Linked DNA regions of Homo sapiens: region 1 is linked to region 2. A link is a loop called in an ENCODE intact Hi-C map of the cell type or tissue named here. Cell type or tissue: prostate gland. All regions are shown on one strand. Each heading gives the region's core, and the rest is flanking DNA. Links, peaks and the distances in the headings are about the cores only.

Region 1 (8,333 bases), core at 151-8,150, 150 kb before region 2:
CTGGCTCCATACTTTTAACTGATGGAGACCGAAATGTCTGCACTGGAAATGTTTCTGTGTTTCCACTGATCTATTTTCATGCCATGGTTTCAACAGCTTCAGAAGTTCCAGTAAGAAAAGGCTTCTTCTGGTAAACAGATTCTTTTGAGTTAAAAAAAAAAAAAAGAGGGAAAAGCTTCGTATTTTTCAACAGTCCCCAAAGTTATATTCTTTATCAGGTTTTAAGGTTATGTTCCAAGTCTCCATTCCTCGGTGTGGTTTAGCTTTACAACCAGCTGCCCCCTCTTCACTAGCAGTTTTTGACGTCATCCAGGCTTTGCAAAATGTGTGCTACAGCCCCTACTCGGGCTTTTCAGCTGCTATGAAAGTTATACTGCATTTGGTTAAGTGTGGAGGCTGGCACCAGGGAGGATCCATGATGGTGATTATCATGCAAATCAGCCTCCTGCAAGTCAAGCTCCTCCGAGGAGGCCTTCCAGCTCTGCTTCCCCCAGGGCCGCTCCATTGTCCCCAGCACAAAGCTAACCATCTTGGCTGCCGACACTGGATGCCGCTGAGATTGGTTCTCCTGACAGAGATTAGTGGGCAGCAATGAATCTTTCACTTGGGGTAGAAATATGATTTTATTTAAGAAAATAACCATACATAATTGGGCTTCTGTCACTTTAAATTTTAATGGTGAAAGTAATATGGAGGCTTCTGGAACCTTAAATTACGGCTTTCAGAAGCTTCACACTGAATCTTTCAATTATTCTCTGTAAGTACTTTCTCAAAGCATGTGCCACCATGACATTGATATCACAATTCAAATCTAAATTCAAAACTGACTGCAAGGCTATGAGCTATGTGCTGGCGTGCATGCTGCCTCATTTTATCTTTGAACATCTGACGAGGCGAATCAAGAGGCACTCTCCCGGAGCCCAGCCAGCTGTTTGCCAAATATTCAAATGCTCTGACATGCAGAAGAGCCTTTCAGATTTCCCCACATCAAAATTAGCAACGACCCCCTATTTTTCCCATTAGCTTCTGGCTCACCTACATCCTTTCACGCAGGCCCGCCTGACTCACTCAGCTAAGTGCTTGCTCTTGCTCACCTCTCGGGTTCCCGACTCCAGCAATTGGATCTGGTGTGTGCTGCAGAATGGCAGCCAGTTCAGACAAAACCATGGGGGAGAGTTTTCAAGTCAGTGTTTCCTTGAAGTGGATCTGAAAGAGTGGCTGAGCTGATATTTGCAGTAGTAGGAAGGCAGAGAGCAAAGACAGCATGCAGGTTTTACTTACAATACATTCATTAGGCTGGAGCAAAAAATGGAATTGGAAAGACAATAGCCAGGGGAAAGTGAAAAGGCTTTCCTTTTCCTTTTATTTTGGTGTTAACTTCCTTGTTATATATCCATTTTATCATTTTTAATATTTTTATCTTCATATTAAAACAAGTGGAAAGGAATCTTTTTCATAGGTCTAGCTTTAGACTGCTTCAACTATTTTTAAATGTGTCCCCTACCTCAGTAAACACAGCACCACATTTACAACTGTAAATAACTAATCCAGTTGCACATTGGTTAATCTACAATGAAAAACAACCCTTCTTTCACATTTCAAAGGTCCTGGAACAATTTTCCTCAGCTGGATGACTTAGAACAGAGGCTGTGGACAGCACCTGGGGAGTTTAGAATGGGAAAGGGACTAAGGTGCCAAGTGGTGAAGACAACAGCCCCTACCCCAGCGGCTGGCAAAATTTCCTGAAGCTGGACATCAAAACCCGGGCCAGCTGGGTGAGGGGTTCCTTCATTCCTTCCGGAAAAGCTGGGTCTTTACTTGCTCATTTCCTATGATGTGTTTATACTTGGACAGAAGGGGCACAGCAGGAATGCTTTCAGGGCACATTTAGGGGGAAGCCACTCTCACAGGAATCATGAATGCCAGATGTCAAACAAACCTGTGCTGCTGAGAATTCTCTGAGCAGGATGCAAGGGGCACCACATCACGTCTGAGGAAACTGCTGTCCTGATCCGGGGCCTCTCCTTAGCTACAGGCAAAGGCAGGTAGAAATCCTTTCATTTTAATAATAATAAAAAAGGAAGCTGCTAGTGTGAGCATAAAATTACCTAAGAACTAGATAGGCTGATGGCATTCCAGTTCTGCCAGTAAAGTCTATTCATTCTCTCAATTCAAATCAGCATAAGGCAAGTAACTTGCCTCTGGGAACCATGGGTGGCAGAGGCAGGAGGCCCACACGTGGAATGGCCATAAAACAGACATCAGTCAACAGCCTTACCCCAGCATTATTTCCTGAATACAGACTCAAACATTGCTTTGCACTGAGATCAGGATTATGGTGCCCAAGTAGGCACTCTTGTAAGTCACTGACCATGGACAGAGAAAATTTTAAAAATCCATATTGATTTCCAAGTCCAAAGTAGTACAATTACAAATCTTGTCTAACTTTAACACCGACGGCTTATGGAGTGTTTCAAATACAAAACAGTTCTACATAAATCATTCACTCAAACATTTACCGTGCTCCTATTATATGCCAAGTACTATACTTTCATGAGTCAGCATTGGTTAAATAATAATCTTAATACTACTAGATTTCTCTGCAAAATTTAGCACTGTGGCTCACCCCTCCATCTTAAAGGCCTTCACTTCTGTAAAATTATCGTCTCTTAGGAAGGTCTGCCTCTCAGACTACTCTGTCTTTACTAATTCCTCTTCCATGGTCCTCATTTCATTAAACCCACAAGGATTGAGGAGCAGTATAGCAAAATCACCTGGGGGACATATTTTTCACACTGCACAGATCCCCTCCACTCCCATTTGAGAATCATTACATATGTGAACCCCTCACTATTGCTAGCTGGAGTAAGTTATTTCTCTTAAGAGTCTGGGGATGAAAAAAACAAAAGCTGAAGATCTCTGTACCAAATACTTTCTCTAGATGATATCATCTACTCTCATGACTTCAACTACATGCCAACTACACACTGATGACTTCAAAAATAATAAAGCCCAGACCCACGTCCAAATGCCTAGCACACCTGTTTTCAAATGACCTACCATCACAAACTCTACAAGTACATTATATTATATTTTCTAATATATATAATTTTATAATTTATATCAAATTAAATCATAAATTATATAATTTATATTTTTCTCTCCTTTTTCTTAATAGTATTAGTATTTACTATATGATCAAGGTAACTAGCCATATTTATACTCCTTCTTCTCCTTCACACTTCCCATTCTCACCCCACATAGATCAAATCTGTCACCAGGTCCTTTCTCTTCTTCCTCAAGAACACATTTCAAGTGTATCTACCTACCATTTACTATATCCCACTTGGACCTCTGCATTAGCCTCCTCAATCCTCCCTACCACCAGCCTCTGCACTTCAGACTATTCTCCACATGCTTCTGATTCCTACTGATTAAAGCAGGAAATCCTTGAATGCATTCCTCATAATATACAAGATGATTTCTGATAGCAAACAGACCAACTTCTTAAATATTCATATTTTAATAGGTTTCAAAAAACAGAATTAACACATCAAACTGGGTGTCAAGTTAAAAGTTTGCTTTAAAAATAAATTTCAGTATAAAACTCGGGCAATTTAAAGAAAAATTAATCTATTCAGGTAGTGTGAGATGTTTTAAAAAAGATAAAAGCAGTACATGAATCAATGATGTTGGGAAGCTTGGTACTAGAAAGTAGGTCTAAACTCCTTAATATGGTATCAGATATCTTAAACTCCTTAACATTCTCTCCATTTTTAGCTTCTCCCTCTCCTACATTTCCTGTACGCTACATATAAATTCTGTGTATCAGCTTTGCTGAAAAACAAAACACCCTAAATTTACTAGCTAAAACAACATTTTATTTAGTTCATACGTCTGTGAATGGGCTGGGCAGTTAGTTCCGTCCGAGCTGACACCCCAGAGAGATCAGGGGAAATCTGGGCTGACAAATGATTTCCCCTGGACACTCCCATGTGTTTGTGATCAAATGGTGGATCAGCTGGTAGTAGATGATCTCACTCGCATGTTTAGCAGTTCGATGACTGCTGGCAAGAGCCTCGGTTCTTTTCTGGGTGACCACTCATCCTGCAGCACAATAACCTGGGCTCATTGACAATACAGTCACAGGGTTCCAAGTGCAGAAGCCCCAGTGCATGAGTCTCTGCACTGTTTGCTAATATCCACTGGTCAAAGCAAGTCATATGATCAACCTAGATTCAGTAGAGAAAGAGAGACTCCACCTCTTAATGGATGGATCTGCAATGTCACTTTGCCAGGAGTTAGAAGCAGGAAAGGGAAATTGGTGACTGTTTTTACAATCAACCAACTCTTACCATCCATCAAATATGCCAGGCATATTCACACACATGCTCATGCTGTTCCCATCACTTAAAACGAACTCTCAACTTCCTCCTGTCCTTCTGGGAAATTCTTATTGCTTGTCCTTCAAGGCTCTGATCAAATATAGCATTCCCTGACACCTTCCCTCAAGGCATAATTAATTATTCCCTCATACGTTCCCATGATCCCTTGCATTGCCTCTATTATATCATTCAGTGAATTGTATTATAGTTATTTATAATGTCTTATAAAGTCTCTCTCCTTAAATAGACTGTCTTTGTACCACCAGCATCTAGCACAATGTCTGGCAAAGAACAGGCATTCAATAAACGTTCAATAAATTAAATTAAATTTAAAACAAAGATTAAAGTCTCCCTGGGATATGCCTACATTAAAAAAGATTTAAGGTACAAATACAAAACTGGCCTCATGAGTTAGCAGAACTAATTAGATCCATCTCACCTAATTTTTTTTTTTTTTAAGATAGAGTCTCACTCTGTCACTCTGTCACCCAGGCTGGAGTGCAGTGGTGCCATCTTGGCTCACTGCAACCTCTGTCTCCCAGGTTCAAGGTATTCTTGTGCCTCAGCCTCCTGAGTAGCTGGGATTACAGGCACAAACCACCATGCCCAGCTAATTTTTGTATTTTTAGTAGACATGGGGTTTCACCATGTTGGCCAGGCTGGTCTCAAACTCCTGATCTCAAGTGACCCTTCCACCTTGACCTCCCAAAGTGCTGGAATTACAGGCATCAGCCACCATGCCCGGCCCACCTCATCTCATTTGAAGGGCACCAGGCAGGGCAATGCTCCTTGCCAAAAGCATTTTTTCCTGTGGGACTGGCACAAAGCCTGAACTTCTAGCATAATTTATTCAAGGTCTGAACATGTTTTGATGTAATACAAACAACATAGGCTCTGGAGTCAAAAATACTACTAGGACTCAAAACCTAACTACCTGTGTGATACTGACAATTCATTTTGTGCATATCTCTGCACTACTTTTTTCATCCATACAATTATCTGTGTTGCAGTAACACATGTAAAGCAGCTAGCACAGTACCTGCCATACACCCAACACTCATATCAAATCACAAAGTCTCCTGTTTAAAAAGCAAATGCCCCTGGCAGGGGGTAACCACAAGCCCTTTTTATTGCCATCTGAGAAGAGTGGGAAAAAGGTAAAAGGAAGAAGAGTGGGAAAGTAAAGAGTGGCAGATAAACAACTTCGCAGTTTTACTGAGAGCTGGGCTTGTGGCTAGTGATGAAAGTTACATCAGTTTTTAGAGATCCAACCAAGTAATAAAAGTTCCCCCCCTCCCGCCAAGGCATATAATGACCATTTCTGGTAGTACAGGACTTGGGAACTGCATAATTTAGGACTTTGGGACTTGCATAATTTTTCTGGGCATCGATATGGAATCACCATTTATAAGTATACCTAGACAAGACTACTGAAGAGTTAGTTAAGGAAGAAACAGTTATTTAAATGTTACTCTGATCTTTTTCATGTATAATCTCTTGCCCTTGTCCTTCATTTAAAAGGGGCAACTGTAATGGTAGTAAACAAATTTCCTCCTTACCTAAGGATACAATTTTTTTAAGTGAAAAAAATTTAAAGAACACTACAAAACACACAATTATAAACTTTATATCGCTTCTAAAGGAAATATTGCCATTGAAATCAAAATAAAATGAGTTTTAGACACACTTATATCCTGTTTCAAAGTAAAGCCAAGTTTTAATAAAATGTTTAATTTTCCAAAATCCAAGCAAGAACTCCTATGAGAAGTCCCTACAGTTGTCCCTCCTGAGGCTGTTCTCACATCTCAGTGACAACCCTGAAACACTTCTGCACTTCGGGAGCACTAAACCAATCTACTTTTGTTGACATCTAACCCTGTAAATGAAACTCCACTGTTACCCATGATCTTTCACCCCAGCTACATTGTAAACTTCCTGTTACCCAAGATTCTGTTTTCTGTATTTTCCTAGTCCACCTGTCCCTACTCTCAGCACCCAGATTTGTACTCAATAATTGTTAATTCATGGCTGACAAGGAAATGTATAAATACCACTTGCTGACAGTAAATTCTTTGGTCTGTTCAAGTTCAGACCAAGACCTCTAGAGATCCTAAAGACTGAAATGACTATGGTGCCCCACATTCACATGTAAATTAAAAAAATACTAAACCATAAAGGACAAAATGTACACGTATGTTTTTAAATTAAAATAGTTTCTGATGGCAAAATTCTAGGTAAGTTCATCAAAGGCTGAACTCTTCTTCATTCTTTTCCCTCCCCATTATGAGAGCATACATGTGTATGTGAAAGAGAGAGAAAGAGAGAGAGAGAGAGGTGAGGGGAGAGGGAGCGAGGGAGGATGAATCTGTCTGTGACTTCCAGCACTGTCTGCTATAGGGTAGTCCAATTCTGGGTCCACTTCATAAACTATATCAAAATGCTAAATATAGTTATGGATGCTATACAGTATAGAATGAGCAATCAAATAATTGCCTAAATCCATATTCATATTTGCTGTTCTCTTGTTAAGTATCCAAATTCTATTTCAGGTTTGTAGTAAGAGAGCTTAACATAATATAAATAGAAGCAATGTAATATATTATTTCACCTGCTCTTACAATTGTATTGTGGTTGTGTGTGGAAAAGGAGGTACAGCAAATGATTGTCAGCAAATCACTCACAAAAATGTGAGAACTTCAAGTTCTTTGCACTTTATTTCATTAGACACCAATATTTGATAAAAGCAACAAGCACCAAATTATATTAATATAAACCTTCCATAAATAATGTTCACAGCAGTCACAAAGTTTAAAATACAGATGCTAATTACAGTGCCAAATCAAAACTACAATATTTCAATTAAAACTATTTTCACTTGTAATGTGATTATCTTATTCATAGTAACAGGTATTAATATTTCTATTAAACCTGAATAGGTTGTGCTTAGCCATAATTGTTCCAATGGATCTGTTTCCAGTTTTGTATTTTAAAATCCAAGTGTATTCCATAGAGTTAAATAGTTTATTCTGATGTACCCAGGTAGACTTTTGTCTTATAATAGAAAATGTTTGGATATCTAGGGAAATGGCATCAGAAAAATCAGGAAATGCTTGTGATTGTACAGGTACTTCACTTCTGATTATATAAGTACTTTAAAAACAGTAAAAATTTTAAACCCTATACTTGCATTGAAGTACAGCTAGAATGCAAATTTAGTAATAAAACTGAATAATTTAGTAGCTTGTTTTGTGATCAGATCTGATTGGTACTCTCTAAGACGTATCCAATTTTTAAAAATTCTCTCTGTGGCTTTGAACTGGGGTGGATGCATATTATGTCCATTAAATTGGAAGCCAAGGGTTACTTGAACAAATAATATTATGGCTTTGTAGAATGACTAATGGTCTTTGCAAAGGCCCAGACTGGCTTCATCTTTCTTAAGATTTTATCACTGATTTGTTCTTAGTCATGTGCAGTCACTAAAGGCAGCAGAGGCAACAAGTGTTTGATGTATGATACTTGAGCCACTTTTGTCAGAGCTGCATTTATTTTTATGCTATACTCATTCTTGGTACTCTTATATGTATGTGGTTCTTTTACTTTATTTTTTTTCTTGTTTCCAGTGATGGGTCAAACAGATACAGCAATTATAATAACACTAACCTCTAAAACTCTACGAAATAACAAATATCTACTTCCTTGCAAGGGATGACTTTACATTGCAGATTAAATAAATGACCACAGAAGCAAGCATCCTAATATAAGAGTTTAACTCTTTGTTCACTGCCATATTTGCACAGCTTACAAAATATCCCTTACCTTTTAGCATATATTATCAATTTCAATTCAATCCATCCTGTGACAATCTGCAGCAAGTCACAGAAGTGCTCTTCTAGTTGAAAGGAAATTTCAAGGGAGGAGGGATGTGGAAAAACACATTTAATTTAT
Region 2 (8,333 bases), core at 165-8,164:
CCGCACTAGCGTCGACCTCCCGGCAGCCAACCCCGCGCGCAAGGCTCCGCGGCCGGATATGGGCCTAGCTTCCGGGATCCGCTCCCTGCGGGGCCGCGCTTAGGGTCGGAGTTCGCTAGTCCAGGGAAAGGGGTGGGAGGGGCCCTCGGAGGGGCCCCTACAAGGGATCCCAGTCCGCAGAATTAAAAATTCGTTCGCAAGGGAGCGCCCTTCCGGGGTCAGGGTCGTGAAGAGACACTCGAGAATTAGGGTCCTGGACTGCAGTGGGGCCGGGCCTGGACTTCGGGCAGGTGTTTCCTGGCCGCCCTGGGGCCCTGCAGCACCGAGGGCCGCGCTGATCTCAGGGCTCAGGCGGACGAGGGGCCGCCACAGGCACCTTAGGACCCTGGCGGCCTGAAGGCCTGGGGCCTTCAGGAAAGCCTCGGGCACTCCCAGCGGGGGACCTAGCGCCAGGTCACGATTCCATTCGGGGCGGGGAGCTTCTAAGCAGGAGTTGCTGACCAAGGAAAGAGTCTGGACCCGGGACCTCATCCCTGAGGACCAGACCACGACCTTGGAGCTCAGCTCTCAGTCCTTCCCGGCTAGGGATGCGGAGGGGTCGGGAGCTCGACGGCTAAGCGGCAGGGAATCCTGAGTTCCTAGAGATCTACAGAAAGCAGAAGAACGACACTAGATGAGACTAGACAGTGACGGCGGAAGGACGGAACCACATGGAGACTGACACACTTTGCGAGTTGGGACTCAATTGCATTTCTTTAAGTCCTTGATTCCGAAGTTTCCCCGCCCTCCTATGCAAGAGCGTTTGGGGAAACTAAGTTCCTTAGACTCTTTCATCCTTGTTATGTGAGCTCAGGGAGGAAGGCAGACAATAGCTGCAGCCTAAACACCTGCTATCTCTCAATGCAATAAGATATAGACGGTGATTGGAGTCGTTTCTCTTTTTGCTTCCAGAGGGAGCTCAAACCTGAAGCATCAAGGTTATCTTTTTCCAAAGGTAAAACAAGAGACTTGCAAAACCTGCTAGGGACACCACAGCTCACATCTGGAGGGGGTTCCCCTTTGCAAACGGAAAAGGCAATATGATTTTTTTTTTCATTTTAGGATTTGTGTGAACCTAAGTTCGGTACCTGCGACGAGTAAAAACACTTATTTGACCCTCTAGAGACTCAGCTAGAACTGACTGAGCAAAGGGAAATCGGGCAAAAGAAAGGGAAGGTACTGAGGAGAAAACGGTAAGCGGAGGTCTGGGGTGGGATAGTGCGCAGGGGTTCCTCTGACCGGGCGGCGGGACCCAGCTGCCGCGCAGGTAAATCCCAATACGCCTGGCACTGGGGTTCTGGACAGACTTGGTCTAAATACAGCCACGTGCTCGGGGCTGCTGTGCTCCAGCTGTGCGTTTCGGAGCGGTTTGCGCGCACGCGCACGTACACACACTCACACGGGCGCGTGCCTCTGTCCTGGCGCTGGGGCCTGAGGTTGTCCAAGCAGCGGAACCCCCCTGTTCCCGCCGGCCACTTGATGATGTCGCTCAAACTAGATACGGGGTCTCTCTAGTCAAGGAGGGCGGGCAGACAGAGGCGCCCGGCTTGTGGGTATCCAGCCCCACGTAGGGGAAGGGCTCATAGAGGGGCAGAGCCCAGGGAGAAGCGACATGCCCCCGGCTCCGTGCTCCTCTTCGCCTATCGGCCGGGTCACCTGTCAGCCGGTGCTCTCTCGGCTGGCTCCCCGTCCCTCCTCGCTCCCCGCAGCCACGCAACAACGCGCTGTCAGCCCGAGCTGGGCGCCTTGGCCTCTTTCTGGTGCCCCAGCCCTGCGAGCCAGGGCTCACCCCACACTGACGCTTCCAGGTACAAACACCACCAGCGCCGTTATTCCAGACTCCAGATCCCTGCCTTTTCCCCCCACCGAGCAAAGACAGGCCGGTGTTTGGGGGTGGTTGTTGTTCTTTTAAAAGTATATTAAAGGATCATTGGCGTCTCCCTGTCAAGTCATTACGCCTTTATCCCCATCAATTAACCACACCTCAGAGGGCTGCTATTAAGAGCTCAAATGAGCTGCAAAAGTAGGTATCCCGTTTCAGGCAGATGTTGTTATCTCCCGCTGAGAGGCGCGGCCGGCGGGGCCGGATCCTCCGCTTCCCGCGACTGCCGGAGTCGCGCTGGACTAGGCTGACCGCGCAGGGCGGCGAGGCTGGAAGGGAGGTCTCCGCCCGACAATGCGCAGGTGCCAGAGGAGCCAGGAGGAGTGAGAAGCGCCCTAGACCCGCGGCCTCAAGCGCCATGCACGTCAAGGGGAAGTGACTCCGGAGTTGTGCCAGGAAGAACACCAAGAACGAGCTGTGCGTTTTTGCGCAGAGAAGTAGTCTTCGCAAGACCGCAGCTCCCTGCCGAAGGCCCAGAAAGGGAGTGCGGGGGAGAGGGCAAACTAGTGAGTTTGGCTGGCAGTGCTCCCCCGACACACCCCACTTTCTTTTCCTGCCACTCCAGACTCCTTCCCGGCAGCGGGCCTCCAGAACCCCTTGTTGGTAAAGGCGAGGTGCTGTGGGGATGCAGGATATGGAATTAGGGAATTCGGGACGGAAACGTAGCGTTTAGGACAAAGGGGATTCACTGGGGACTTCCGCGGCCTTTGCCCAGATGCGCCTTTCCACCCTTTCTCACTCCAGTCACTCCCGAGGACTTGGGGCACGACTATCACACGCAACTGGGAGATCCTGGAAGACGGAGGAAAAACGAACAAGGGGACATGGCCCTCACTGCAGTGACAGGGCTTTCCTTCAGTCAGTGGCCACAATAAATTTAACCAAGGCTAAAGGAGATTAATTTCCCAGCATAATCCAATTAAAAGATTTCTAAAGTAATCTTTTGCGAAAATGAAAAGTGCGCGACTAAAGAGGGGACTGGTTTTGATGACAGTGATTTATCGCCTCAGCACAGCACGCACGGGACGCTGTCTCTCCAAGCGATTTGACCAGAGCATCCCGTCCTCGCCTCCTGTCCAAACCTTCCTCTTCCTGAAAGACAGCCATCTATCACGCCAACCTGGGCAGGAGAGAATGTGCAAGGGGCTGGGGCGGCTTACAAGCACCACAGACCTTTTTAAGTGCTATTAGATTTATGGTCTCTTTTTCGACACCCATCCAGAGTAATTAGCACATATGTTCTAAATAGATGATAGTTTTGTGAGCAATAAAGCAATTACCCATCGTTGGAGCTGACAGTTCCTCCAACTAAACTCCAACCAGCAGCTAATTGGAAAAGTCATTTCAGCTCCATTGTCTGCAATTAGTCCTGCTAAACTACTACACCCCAACTAGCTGGTTTGAGTTTAATTTATTCAATGTTGTGTTTGCATGGACAAGCCTTTGCCACGAAGGGACTTGCCTTTTGCCCCTCTAGACTGCGCCCAGGGACTAGAAGAGCAAGTGGGAGTGAGCAGCCGATATCTGGGGGCTGGGATGGCCCCCGGGGGAGGAGGCACCCGACTGGGCCTCAGCTTCAAGGTTAGTTGTCCAGCGGCTGAAAGCCTGCAGAGAAAACCATTGTTTCTCCTGCTAGACAGTAACCGGAGAAAACTGCTCAGTTCATGCTACCAAAACCTTTATTTAAAAAATTAGAAATTGTCACCACAGAGAAAGCGACTGGGTTCTCAACTCACCCCTTGTTCACACATCCAGTCATGACCCTGGGCCACCACATCATCCCTAAGGAATAAACATAGAGTCAGACCGCCAAAACAGAAAAGTTCTGAGCCCTGGGGGAGTGGGGGACAGGTTTCAACTCTGGGAGTGATTCGTGGAAAGAAAAGAAAAGAAAGGTCAGGAAGCCCAGCCTCTGCCTTAGCCACTCTGAGTTTAAAGCCACTTTCCCCTTAAAAGTGGGGTTTCTCTGTGACTTTGTTTGATTTTTTTCCCCTTCCTTTCTTATATTTTTTTTCTTCCTTTCTTTCTAAAAGTTAAGCCCAACAGGTCCAGGATTTGTGCACAGTGAGTGGAAAAAATGTGTTAAACGTCGGTTTGACGCCCCACCGGAGCTTCCAAATATCCAGCGGCTGGGATTCTTCTACTTAATTTAATCTTTATTGGACAGGGCGGCTCCTATGCTCCTATTCACTAGGAAACCCGGGGAAACATATCCGTTGGGGTTCAGAATTGAGGGTGGGAAGGAGAGGAGTTAAAGAGGGATTAATCCTCCCCCACCCAACTTCAAACTTTAGAACTGCAATCGCCTGCAGCCTGGGGGGGTGTCCCCCAAGTCCCAGCCCTGACAGCCCAGGGTCTCTGCGATCTGGAGCCAGAGGAAGAGAGGTTGGCAGGTTGAGATGGGAACTTGTATCCCTAGTAACCAAGTATTCCCTTGATGGAATTTTACATTAAAGTGTCCCAAGCTCTGGGAGCAATGAGAATTTTACTTAGAAGAACATGGGGTGGGGGGAGCATCCTCCTCTTAGGAGGTAAAGCCCAGTGCTTTCAGTCCTAGAAATCCAATGTCCTTTTCTGGATTATCATTCATATTAAATGTCCTGGGAGATGTTTTTCTTTTTGAAGTAAATACTATAACAATGCCTGGAAGACAACTTGGACATTTTAACCAGCATGTGAGACTTCCTAAGATAATTCCTATTTCAAATAAATTATGATAAATTGCTCAGCTTCAAGAATTTGGAGACGTGTCTATAGCATGTAAAACTTTTAAACTGCCTAATGTCAGGCTCTTATTTTCCACTATTTATTGTATTTTAACCAATTTAACTCCAAGCAAAAAGAAAAAATTGTGGGGAGAAATTGAAAGTAAAGGTCTTGTCTTGCCCCATTACCTCCCACCTGTCACACAATCTCCTCCCCCTGAAGAGAAATCCTCCTGTCACTGTGACTTCCAGTTGAAAACAGAAAGGAAATAAGATGACTTCTGGAAAAAGCTGTCCATTGTGTTCTTAATTGTTTGCTTTTTTTTTTCAGTACTTAAATATGCCCAGAGAGTGAGGGCATGAAAAAGCTAAATGAAGAGTCAGCTGAAAGTATCACCTAGACTGCTTGTTAGAGAATTCTAAGGTAGACGTGTGTGCATACTTATGCATGAGGGTAAAATAACCTACCTAATCATCGCCCCCCATGTATGGGAAATATTGACATATATATCCATGAACTGAAAAATCTTTAAGTACATGTGTGCAGAGATTCAGTTCTATGAAAGCTCAGCTAGCTGTCCGCATGCATGTATTCACTTCTGGAGTAAAGGCATTTTTGTTGCTCCCATAGTTTCTTTCCATTAAGAGCGATTAGATGATGTCTATTCAAAGTTGCTGATCCAGAGAGAAAATAAGAGTAGATAAAAGGAGATTTCAAGTGACCTCCTCATCCCTTTCACACCAACCTGAGCCCTAGAATAGCCAAGGATCAACTAACACAAAAGCCCTTTCCTTTCTCTTTTCAGCTTCAGAAGACTTTATGCAGGGGGGTAACAATAAAACATAGAACGATCCCCGAGTTTTGTTAGATCATGCATTCAGAATACTTTATTAACTCCCCCCAAAGATGGGCTAGGTTTATTTTCCACCTTTGAAATGGGTAAATAAAATATATATAGCATAACAAAGGGCATAATTGTTTACTGTTCTATTGCTTATATCAGTGGTGTCCTATGCTTGTGCTTTTTTTTTTTTTTCATTTAAACTTTAGCTAAACCTCCTCTCTCCTCAACGATGGAGGACATTGTAATAAATATATCTTTCCACTGACAGTTTAGAAGGAAATGTTAGGTTTATTATTTAGATCAACGTTCTGATAGGTAAATACAATTGCAACATGACTGGTAACACCAGCAGACCTGCTGGCTTTTTGAGCCAATACTTTTCCACTAGTTTATCTCATAGGCAGTAAAGAAAGTGACATTAAACACTGAAACATATTAGAGCAGTCTTTAGTCAGTGAAATATCCAACTCAGATCTACTTCTGATGGGCTAATCCTGTAGTAGAAGAAATAGGTGCTCTGACAGGTAACTATTAAGGGAAATGATTATGTAGAGCAGTTGATTGTATTCTCAGGGTACTCCAACAACCTTCAGACTCATTTCAAAACTTCAACTTTCATCCAAACCTAATCCATTTTCCCTGGAAAGAATAGCCATGCGGTTTTATTCTTCACTCAAGCTGGGTATTTAAAATAAATAAATTTTATAACATAAAAGTCTTCAATTATTTCCTTTTTTCTTTTTGCATAAATGCATTTAGATAGCTAAGACTTGATTTTTATAAAAAGTAAATATTTGGCTCTAGCTTCACTGGTGTGCTAAGAATGATTGTCACTTTTCCTCCTCTAAAAAGGCTCGATTTGCATCCAAAGGTCAGTGCTTGCTCTCCTGCCGTCCTTCCTCCTGCTGCTTCTCCTGGGCCCTCTAACTGGGGGCCTAGGCCAAAAGGAGAAGTGCTTCCCTTATCTCTCTTTTTCAAAACACGTGCTTTAAATGACCGGTTTGAGATAGAAAACTAAACTAAGGTACAGCACTTATCTCTGAGCATTTCGACCCAAAGGTGACAAAGAAGAAATGCCTGGGCTACCAGAGCGATAGTAAACCCTGGAGTCTGTTGGGTTCATGGTTTGACTATATGTGCACGCTAAGGGTAGGCAGTCCACCAGAAGCCTGACTCCTAACTTGGCCTATCCACCTGGTTTTTTGTTGATAAAGGCAGAACTTTTTACAACTAGGCAGCCACAATATAGGCTGGGTTCAGTCTTGGGGGTAAAGATTTCTGAGATAGGCTGGGGTTTAGTTTGTTTGTTTTGGTTTTGTGTTTTAGTAATCACAAAACATTAGATGGGCATTCCTGCACCTCTCTCCACCCTTTCTTCCAAAAGATCTGTGTGAGACCATTTTAAATACATCTTCAACTATGTCCTTCCTGGCTTTAATCTCATGCCAGGGGAGACTAATTGATTCAGCACCTTTCAAATAAGCTCTTTGGGAAAGGTCTGCAGCAAGATCAGAGGCACTGACCTTTTTCTCAATGATTGCAGGCATGTTCATCTCTCCAGATGGGCTCGATAAAACGGGGTTAGTTCTGTTCTGTGGTCTTGCTAAACAGAATAATACCATTTTTAACGATTTTGAGGTAGGGAAGAGGTATAAAAGAGAATTTCCTACACATATCTGATCATTTGTAGGGTCCCATGGCTCTTGAACTAGATTTAGAAAATGTTTTTACAAGGCCACTTTTGTTCAGTGTGACTTACCAAAAAGCTAAAATGAATGACTTTCGGGAGACCAAGATATCAATATCAAAAAAAGCCCATAGAATTAGTGAAAAATGGTTCAGCCTCGTGGTAAGAAAGATATGGAGGGAGAGGATATGTTAACAGACAGACAGTCCGCTTAGATCCGGATTCTGGGGCCTGGAACGCAAGTCAACCCTGAATGTGCAGCCAAACCGATCTGTGCTTCTCTTCCTCTCTCACCAGATCACAATTTACTGGGTGGCAAGCTGGGAGAGATCAAGCTTTGTCTGGTATGTCTTTTAAAACGTGATTAACGCTGAGCTTGATGCTAGCAGCCCGCAAGGGGTACTATAGGCTTACAGCCTAATTCCTTTCCCCAAGCGGAGCGGTACCTTCTCATCGCCTTTTTGGGGAACTACACTAAAGATCTAGTGTGCACTGAACAGGTCTGTGGGAACCAGGAAGGCAGAGGAAGGAAGGGAGGCTCCCGGGAGCCCAGGCCCCGGCAAGGCCCTTACAGTTCCCAGACCCGCCAAACCGAAAGAGAGACCCTGGAGAGGGCTGAGCCCCTGTGGGCCTGGCTGGAGGCCTCGGGTAGGATGCTGAGGCAAGAGCCACAGCGGTCCGAGTCCAAGAACCACGTCCAGACTCAGCTTAAGGTTCCGAGGTGAAAGGCCTGGCCTAGAAGGGAGGGAGAGAGATCTGAAGAAGAGGGGGTGGGTGAAAGAAACGTGGACACTACAACTGCGTTTTCTGCTCCTGCAGCTGAGCGTGCCTGGACAAGTATGTAGGATTTCCCAATTGGGGGATCTAAGTACTCTCGAAAACTATGATCAGTTTTCTATTAGGTACCCTACCCCACAACAACAGATATCATTATTTCCTGGTTGAGTGTGGGTCGCATTAGGCCCAGGACAAGTGTGCCAATTGGGACCAGTATCAAAAGAGAGCCTTGAAGAAAGAAAGAAAGGGCTTCCCAGGAACTAAGCTGACCTCTCAGTGCCTCTAGGGAAGACATTTTTGCTGGAGGCAGGGCTATGAGCACAAGTGGGGCGCCCTGTGGGTGTGCAACCGCGGTCGGGGAGCACAGGCTTCCGAAGAGAAACTGAGCTCTAAGTGCC

What was found. Hi-C counts contacts between places; a loop is a spot of excess contacts. Peaks named below come from ENCODE experiments on the same cell type or tissue, not always from the same donor. Only the 100,000 strongest peaks of a DNase experiment are listed, where the experiment ranks them.
Region 1: a loop joins it to region 2, with 2.9 times the contacts of the local background. A loop is called at or near these places in 5 of 110 quality-filtered maps.

What each region holds. Positions count from the first base shown.
Region 1 is chr5:93,421,216-93,429,548 of GRCh38, forward strand. All of the region lies in intron 7 of NR2F1-AS1 (NR2F1 regulatory antisense RNA 1), which reads right to left. Among named protein-coding and RNA genes, the nearest start is that of NR2F1-AS1, 160 kb to the right of the region's middle. RefSeq lists a silencer at 288-582. In prostate gland, for the core only: no CTCF peak of the experiment used is centred there; no DNase peak of the experiment used is centred there.
Region 2 is chr5:93,570,781-93,579,113 of GRCh38, forward strand. The region is part of intron 1 of NR2F1-AS1 (NR2F1 regulatory antisense RNA 1); the gene reads right to left. It overlaps LOC124901026 (a long non-coding RNA gene), which reads left to right and starts at 902. Exons shown (of 3, transcript XR_007058871.1): 1 at 902-994; 2 at 1,102-1,232; 3 at 3,955-4,037. In prostate gland, for the core only: no CTCF peak of the experiment used is centred there; no DNase peak of the experiment used is centred there; H3K4me3 peaks cover 2,727 bases; H3K27ac peaks cover 8,000 bases; H3K27me3 peaks cover 1,691 bases.